3 separate regions of the Homo sapiens genome follow, and all the other regions are linked to region 2. A link is a contact called in ENCODE Hi-C or POLR2A ChIA-PET data. All regions are on one chromosome and are shown on one strand. Each heading gives the region's core, a stretch centred on a gene start or an enhancer-like site at or near the end of the contact. The rest is flanking DNA. Distances are from core to core; before and after follow the strand shown. Region 1 has its middle 7.0 kb from the start of LINC02793. Region 2 holds the start of TMEM50A (transmembrane protein 50A). Region 3 holds the start of RUNX3 (RUNX family transcription factor 3).

The links. A loop is a pair of places that touch in the nucleus more often than their neighbours do. ChIA-PET counts read pairs that join two places held with the same protein, here RNA polymerase II (POLR2A). Pooled maps may share reads with other maps.
Region 1: a map with no recorded cell type shows a loop between it and region 2 (8-fold over the local background). The contact joins the enhancer-like site here to the promoter of TMEM50A in region 2. A Hi-C loop is called at or near these places in 2 of 37 single-sample maps with no recorded cell type and 7 of 50 pooled maps. POLR2A ChIA-PET finds 5 or more read pairs at or near these places in 1 of 52 experiments (T-cell).
Region 3: a map with no recorded cell type shows a loop between it and region 2 (14-fold over the local background). The contact joins the promoter of RUNX3 here to the promoter of TMEM50A in region 2. A Hi-C loop is called at or near these places in 4 of 37 single-sample maps with no recorded cell type and 9 of 50 pooled maps.

The regions. Positions count from the first base shown.
Region 1 is chr1:25,032,792-25,035,504 of GRCh38, forward strand. No RefSeq gene overlaps it. Among named protein-coding and RNA genes, the nearest start is that of LINC02793, 7.0 kb to the right of the region's middle. RefSeq lists enhancers at 931-990, 1,671-1,730. Within about 2 kb of position 1,285, at least 12 of the 41 ENCODE cell types and tissues checked have a DNase peak (open chromatin) inside an H3K27ac peak, as active enhancers do.
Region 2 is chr1:25,336,931-25,339,630 of GRCh38, forward strand. It overlaps TMEM50A (transmembrane protein 50A), which reads left to right and starts at 1,404. Exons shown (of 7, transcript NM_014313.4): 1 at 1,404-1,526. It also overlaps a transcript of RSRP1 not described here. RefSeq lists silencers at 1-242, 1,234-1,353.
Region 3 is chr1:24,928,914-24,931,613 of GRCh38, forward strand. RUNX3 (RUNX family transcription factor 3) reads right to left here and starts at 1,363. Exons shown (of 5, transcript NM_004350.3): 1 at 674-1,363. The coding sequence starts at 955. RUNX3-AS1 (RUNX3 antisense RNA 1) reads left to right here and starts at 1,544. Exons shown (of 4, transcript NR_183341.1): 1 at 1,544-2,700. RefSeq lists enhancers at 1-303, 1-131, 304-1,037, 2,477-2,700 and silencers at 602-1,041, 1,242-1,711.

The DNA of each region.
Region 1 (2,713 bases), core at 35-2,534, 300 kb before region 2:
TCTTCCCCAGTCTTTTATGGCTGTCTTGCCCACACCTCATTTGGCAGCACTTTTTTTTTTTCTTCCGTTGACAACTCGCCTATAACTGGGCCTTTGCAAAGTCCTTTCTTGGTTTTCTGTGACACGACTCTCTTTCCCATTCACATTCTGGTCTCCCTGGTTCGGCCACTACAGCCAGCAGCTGCAGGTCTGGGAAGAAGCCTCACTGAGTCAGAGGAGCCGCCTAGGTGGGAATAGCAGCGGCCGGCCTGCCTGGAACATTCAGGAAGCTGTGGCATCTACTAGCCTCTCTTTCAAAGGACAGGGAGAGTGTTTGTTAATCCAGAGTGGGTTGAAGGGAGGTCTTGTAAGGCACTTTCTATGGTTTGATTCCCATTCTACAGGTGAGGAAACTGAGGTACATGAAGTCACTTCCCCAAGGCCACCCTAGGCTCGTCTAGCTGGGATCTGAACCCAGGCCTGCCTGGCTCCACGTTCTTCATCCTCACACCCTGCTACCTCCTTGTTGCACCAGAGGGGGTCCCTGTGCAACCCAGGTCTGGCTTTCCTGCTGGAAGGACTTAAAGGATCTCTCTTGCATGTGGAATTTGAGGTGCATTTAAACATTGTCCACACTAAGCCTGGTACGGAAGATGGCCACCGATCTTGGGGCAAGGTCTTCTCCCTTGGTCCTGTGTCTCCACGCCCAGGCCTGGTATGCAGCAGGTGCTCATGAGTGTCAGGAGCTGGACAGGAACAGTCAGGATGCCTTTTGTGTTTCTGCCAGTGTCGCGAGCACCTGCTCTGGGGCATGCACCAGGCTGGGTTCCAGGATCTAACAGGAAGGAGAAGCTGGTCCCATCACTGGCCTCAGAGGTCAGTGTCTAGCAGGGTCATTCCATGTCCCCTCGTCCAAGCCTCCTCTGGTCAGACTTCCTCTGAGGGGACAGGGGGTTGTTAAATATGCAAAGGATGTGGATTTTGGAGTCAGACACATCTGAGCTCCAATTACAGCTCTGCCACTTATTGGCTGTGCGTGTAACCTCAGACCGATGGCCACCTCTCAGCCTCGGTACAAACGACAATGCCTCATTCTAGGCCCTTGGTGGGCAGACCCCCAGCAGGGCTAGGAGTCCCTTGAGCCCCAGGGAGGAGGAAGCCCGTAGGCAGGAGGGGTTCGGCTGTGGACAGGGGACCTGGCAGTCAGCTCCCAGAAGCTTCCGACCGTTGGTGGCTGTGGAGAGCGAAGCGGTATGCAGGGGAAATGAAAAGAGGCCAGACGTCGTCCAGGCCGCAGCACGCAAGGGCACCTCACTCCGCTCCTTCGTTCCCTCCCAGGCTCAGAAAGGGGAAGGCAGCCCAGACCAGGAAGTGGCCAGCTTCTGATGGCCACCGCATGGGGACCGCACCAGCCCCAGCAGGAAGTGGCTGGCCCCTTCCCACCCCCTGCCGAGCCAGGCCCTCCTGCACTCACACTTGGGAACCAGCCAGCCTGAAAGTCCCTGTTCTCAGGTTCTGGGACCAGCACTGCATTCTTAGAAGCCTGGGTCCGGCCGGGGCCCCTGATGTTGTGGCTGGGGGTCCACAGACCTGGGTTCTCAGCCCCGCTTTGCCACTTCCTCGCCCTGAAGCCTCAGCCAAGTTGCTTCCCCGTCTGGACCTGTTCCTCGTCTGTTAAATGGGGTGATCACCCACCACCCGCCGCCTCAGAGGGACAGTGAAAATGGGGAGTCCTGAAAGGCCAGAGCTGGAAAGTCCCCGAAGAGTCCTTACAGAGGAGGCAGGTGGGAAAGGAGGGAGATTGTCCCCGGTCCCACAGCCAGTGGGTAGCAGGGCCGTGAGGTTCTGGAAAGAGCACTGCATTGGGAGGTAGCACTTGGCCCAAGCCTCACTCAGCTCCTTCCTAGCTATGGGACCTTGGCCAAGTCAACCAAGGCCCCTGGGCCTTTTCCTACAAGACAGCAAACCTCGTCTCCCAGGGCTCCTGGGGCGCGCAGATGCTCCGTACTGTGTTGTGAACAGGAAGGGCTTCTTGCTGGAGGTAGACTGGAACTCAGATCTCAAGGGTTCCCGTTCTTTGCTGCCCCTCCCCTGAACTCCATATGCAAGGAGTGGGGTCTGGCACCTCCTGAGGGGAGGACTCCTCTTGCTTGCCTCTACCCCTGCCTCCCCCCATTGGGTGAGAGGTGGCAAATCTCTTTCCTTGATTCCACTGAGTCACTGGAGGCCGTGCTCTTGGAGGAGCTGCGTGTGAAGTCACCTCTCCCACATCAGCAGCCAGAGACGCCATTGCCACTGACACTGTGGCACCCAAACCCCCGTCTACTGCAGGCTGGCAGAGCCCTCCACAGACCCCGGAGCCCAAACAGCCTTTGTGGTGCAGCCAAGGGGTAAGGGGGAGGCTGGGCGGGGCCCGGAGCAGCCCTCCAGCAGCAGGCTTCCTGATGCTGTTGGCACCACTGCCCAGTCCCAGCTCAGGCTTCTGGAGAGTGGGCCTCAGGATGGCAGAGCTGGCAGAGGAGGTAGAGGCTAGCCCATCGTGGGGACAGAATGAGAGTCCATGGACCTAAAGAAGAGCTGGGAACCGCAAATCCCATGTGGAATTATGGGATATGTGTGTGTGTGTATGTATGTGTGTGTGTGTGTATGTATGTGTGTGTGTGTGTGTGTGTGTTCATATACACACATTATCTGCATTTCCCAAGGAGGAGGGTCAGGTTTCATCAGATTCTCA
Region 2 (2,700 bases), core at 154-2,653:
TCCATCAAAGGAAACAACAGTCACCTTGGTTCCCATCCCACTCATATACTGCCGCCGTACATGTCAATCAGATGAACCTGTGCGTATCTCTTAACGACAATTGACCCACCTTTTTAACTGAAGTGAAGGGGGGTTCTGCTCCGCGACCACTTCCTGGATCTCTCCCTTCACCCTCTGTGTTCTTTCGGGTGCACCATCGGGTCAAAGCCGCAGCAACGCCGTCTCTGTGTGATCGCATGTGCCCTTCTGCACACGACCTTCCCCCGAGAGTGACCAGCTACCGGACAGGCACCAAGGAGGGCTACCGAGCACCTCCCGGACCGGCGGCTGCAGGATCGCGAGCGCCTCCGCTAGGGAGACCGCACGTTGCGCCTGTGCTTCCTGCGGTGGCGCCTTCTGCAAGGAGACCTCGACCCTGCTCCCTCTCCGGGGCTGGATCTGACTCCTTGACGGTGATTCCAGACGCGAGACCCAAACTGACGGCTTCTAGAAGAGGGGCGAGCCCGGCCGCAAGTCTTTCACGTAGCTAAGTCATCGTTGCTTCCGGCTTCTTACCGTTCTCCCCTTTGTAAACGGTTACCTCCCGAAAACCCAGGCTCTCCTCCAACAGTGGTTCTCAAGCGAGGCGATCTTCCCCGGGAGGGGATATTTGGCAAAGTCTGGGGGCATTTTTGGTTCACTGGGGCTGCTACTTGCATCCACTGGGTAGAGGCGGGGGATGCAGCTACACAACCTGCGAAGCACGGGACAGCACCCTCCCCAACCCAGACAGAATTAGCCGGCCCAAAACCTCAGTAGTGCCCAGGCTGAGAAACCCTGCCTTAAACAAACAACAAAGAAAGGCCAAGTCCCATAAGTGGGTCACCGCGCCGAGACTGGGGTCCACGGGACACCCCAGCCACGCCAAGCCGGGAAGTCCCCGCCTCCTGGAGCTGAACCCGCCCCTCTCCCAGAGGTGGAGCTGCGGGGGGCGGGAACAGGCACGGAGAAAATAAACAAGACTAAAAAGTCCTGAGTAGCGCTGTGTGGCCGCAAACCTGAACCCACCTTTTGCACCACGCGGGACCCGGCACTCTTCCTGCCACCCACCCCTGAGAGGGCTGCGCGGCCGACCCCAGTACTAGAAAACACTCGTCACCTCACTCAAGACGGGTACGAAGGCCAACGGACGCCTTCCTTTAGAACGCTCAGCACACAGAGCAACTTCTCACGCCTACTCTCAAATGGCGTACTCCAAACTAGCACTCCCGACGTCCAGCTGTGAACCCAGAGCGGCGGAAAGCCCCTGAACCCAGCGCCCGGGCATGCGCAGACGCGTTGTTGTGGTGGGCGTGGCTCCCTCCGGACCCGGCGCCCCGCCCTCCGCCCCGTGTCCGCATGCGCGACTGAGCCGGGTGGATGGTACTGCTGCATCCGGGTGTCTGGAGGCTGTGGCCGTTTTGTTTTCTTGGCTAAAATCGGGGGAGTGAGGCGGGCCGGCGCGGCGCGACACCGGGCTCCGGAACCACTGCACGACGGGGCTGGACGTAAGTGTCGGGCGGGGAGTGGGGGTAAGAGAGTAGCGGCCGCAGGCTGGAGAGGCCTCGGAGCCGGGGCCGTCTGACGGGCTGGTGCCCACAGCACAGGCTCGTTGCCGCCACCCTCCCGGAAGCCGCAGACCCGGGCTGAGCCGCCGCGGACCTCTCCTCTCCTGGGTCCGGCGGCGCCAGGAGAAGGCGACGGCGTCCAGACCCCGCCAAGACGGAGAGGGGACCGCGCCCTCCCCCGGGACACCCCAGGATCCCTGGAAAATCCCCCGATCCCCCACTTCACAGCTGGACAAGCCGAAGCCCCGAGAAAGGAGCGTGACCCGGCCAGCTCCCTCAGCGAGGGGTGCCCCGGCTAAAGGTGGCTCCCCCATCTTCCAGCGGCGTCCCTCGAGACCTAAAAGTCCCAGAGTTTGGAGGGCGGGGTCTGGCTTGAGCGTACCAGTCGTCGTGCAAAGAAAAATGGATTCGGGGTGGGGCCATTGGGATGAACCGAAAATAACACTTATTGAATTGCAGTTCTTCCCGGGGAAGAATCAAATGAGTGAATTTCCTAAATTGAACTTGTCCCAAAGGCATCTTAGCATTGGCTGTAATCATATATTTTAATATTTAATTTTTAAAAGAGAAGTTAAAAATGGGAGACGTTGCTCTATTGTAGGGTGTCATATTTTTGGACAACCATAATTGCTGGCTACAAAGTATCTTAAGGAAGTCAAGTTCGCTGTAGGAGTTTGGGTGTTGTTATTCGCAAGTTATATGTATTTCAGGCTTTTTCATACTCTGAAATAGAGATAACATGGCTGTATCTCAGGTCTCTACTGCTCGGCTTACAGGAATGTTTTATATAATTTGTAAAGACAGCTTGGGTCGGCTATATTTAAATAGCAGTTGGATTTTTGTAATCTGAATTACTATTAACCACGATTCTGTGCTTGCTTTTGGCTGGAAACACCCGTTAGGATCAGAGATAGGGATATTAAAGTGGATGTTCTTTATATAGAAATGACACCAAAAGGCAGGCTTGCAGAAAGAAAAATAATGAATGAAGTGAAAGGAAATGATGTGGGTAGAGGTAAGAACTGCAGTGCAGTGTTTAATTTCTTGATTTAGGTGTGAAGAAACACACGTTCTGTGATAAAATATGTAAATTAGAGAAATATTTTTCATTTGA
Region 3 (2,700 bases), core at 113-2,612, 410 kb before region 2:
CGTTTCATCTCGCTGCCCCCTTAAAAAAATGAAAATGAAACAGTCGCCTACTCCCTGGCATAAAGAAAAAGGTCCTCTAAATGGCTGGGGGCTGCCAGGGTTAGGGGTCCCCCAATCTCAACTCGCCATTCGGGACGCATAATATCCCCGAGCAAACGTCTGGAGAGCAGTGCCCCGATCCCGGCCTAGCGCCGTCCGGTAAAATTTCGGAAGCCCGAGGGTGTGAGCAGGAAGCTTTTGCGAAGCGGCGCGGGAGGAGGGGTGCTGGAGGCGGAGGGTAGGCCCTTTCACCGTTCGCACCCCACCCGCGGTGTCCTTGCCCCTGTCCCGGGATCCTCTTCTCCGTTACCCGCAGGGCTGTATCTGAGCGATCCGGGTTAGGGGGGCGCAAAACCCCATCCGCCCATTTCCGCACCAACGTCTCTACGCAAGGCGCCCCAAAACCCAGGTGGAGCGGGGCAACCCCGTTAAAAGTCATTCCTGCAGGGCGCATCCAAAACGGAACGCCGAGGTCCCGGAGCCGAGCGCGCAGCCAGACTGAACCGGGTGCCCGGGTGTCGCCGCGGCGTCTCGGGCACCTCCCATCCCCACTGCTCCCGAGGCTCTGGCTCCCGCAGCTCAGACGCCCGGAGCCCCAGGGCCGGCGCCCTCCCGCCCCGGGTCCCGCACTCACCTTGAAGGCGACGGGCAGCGTCTTGTTGCAGCGCCAGTGCGAGGGCAGCACGGAGCAGAGGAAGTTGGGGCTGTCGGTGCGCACGAGCTCGCCTGCGTGGTCCGCCAGCACGTCCACCATCGAGCGCACCTCGGGCCGGGCGCGCCCTCCGGGCCCCACGGCCGCCTGCGCGCTCAGCGCGCCGCTGTTCTCGCCCATCTTGCCGCCGCCGCCGCCGCAGGGGAAGGCCGGGGAGGGAGGTGTGAAGCGGCGGCTGGTGCTTGGGTCTACGGGAATACGCATAACAGCGGCCGTCAGGGCGCCGGGCAGGCGGAGACGGCGCGGCTTCCCCCGGGGGCGGCCGGCGCGGGCGCCTCCTCGGCCGCCGCTGCCGCGAGAAGCGGGAAAGCAGAAGCGGCGGGGCCCGGGCCTCAGGGCGCAGGGGGCGGCGCCCGGCCACTACTCGCCAGGGCCCGCCCGCTGCGAGGCCTCGCTGGCCCGACGGCCGCCCGCAGCCTGCCCGGCTAGTCCCGCATCCTCGGCGCGCGGCCCCGCGTGCGGCCGCCCCTCGTGGCTGTCCCGGCTGCCTGGGCCGCGGCGGGGCCCGCGCGGGGCTGTGCCGCTGCCGCCGCCTCCCGCCCCGAAGCTCGCCCGCGGCCGCCCCGACTCCGCGGCCGCAGCCCCAGAACAAATCCTCCAGAATCAAGTGGCGGGGCCGCGGCCGCCCGCGCGGGGTTAGTACCCCCGGGGCCCGCGGGGCGGGGCTGGCGGAGCGACGCGTCGCACAGCCAATCGGCGGAGCCCCCATCGCGGGCACCTCGGTGGCGTTCGCGGGGAGGAACGGGGCCTGCCGGAGGCCGCCCAACGGGGAGGGGCGGAAGGCGCCACCCCGCGGAGGAGGCCCCAGTGCCACAGCCCAGGGCCCCCGAGAGCTCTGGGAGCCCGGGGCAAATGCTAGAAATTTGCTTAGAACGTCCGGGTCCCACGGAAGGCGCCCTTGCCGCCCTCTCTCGGGTCGTAGCTCCCTGACGCTGGGGCGCAACCCCTTCGCTCCTCCTCCCCGCTGGCCGCGGCCGGGCTTCCCCAGCTCTTGCTGCTTCGGGCCTGTGACTTCTGCAACCCCGGGCTGGGGGCCGCGGGGTCTCAGGGCCGGTGACGCCGCACTGGGAGCCGCCCCAAAGAGGTTACTCACCTCCCTCGTCCCGCACATTATTCTGACCCAAGAGCCTCCACCCCACACGGGATTTTGCGCGTCGTCCACGCCCGGCCGGCGGCCTTTGCTGCTCCCAGCCCTGCGCGGCTTTGGTCCCAGCCTCGGTGGCCCCTGTGCCAAACCGGGGACAGGCGGAAGGGAGTCTCCTAGGGACCCTAAGTAGCCTGGGGCCAACAACCCCTTTCCTCTCTGCTCTCCCCTCAAAACAAGTTTCAGGATCTTGCAGGCCTCGCGGCGTCGTTCTTCGTTGTGGCGGCCTGTGGCTCTTTGAAAAACACGACGAGGCCTGCAAAATGCGTTTTTCTTTTTTTCCTTTACGCATGTAACCACGGTCCTGCATCGTGAAACGGTACGCGCGTCGGTGGCAAAAGAAAAACAGCAGTGGCTGCAAAGCTAAGGGCCCTCGCTTTCAGAGGAGAGAATTTTCTTTCTCCATGCGGGTGGAAAGTGGCCTCTGCGGGTCCAACCCCACTTCTTCTTGGGCCCGTGCGCTCCGGCTGCGCCGCAGGGACCGCGGACAGCTTCGCCAAGGCACTGCCTGCCCGCCCGGCTCCGGGTCCCCGCTCCCACTCCCAGCCGCGTGGCCCAACCTCTCCTGGGCTTCACTGCAAATCACCCCTTCCTCTCCCGCCTCCTAAGTCTGTCGAGCAGACCTAGGGGCCGGCTACAGTTGGGAGGGCAACGGGAAAGATCAAGCCACAATCATTCCGAATTATCGCCCCAGACACCTCCCTAGACTCTGGGGAACGAACGCGTGCTGAGCCTCCCCGCCGCTTTGGAGACGGGGCTAGATTTTCGTTGCCTCCGGCTCTCGACAGGTGCAAAACAATGAATT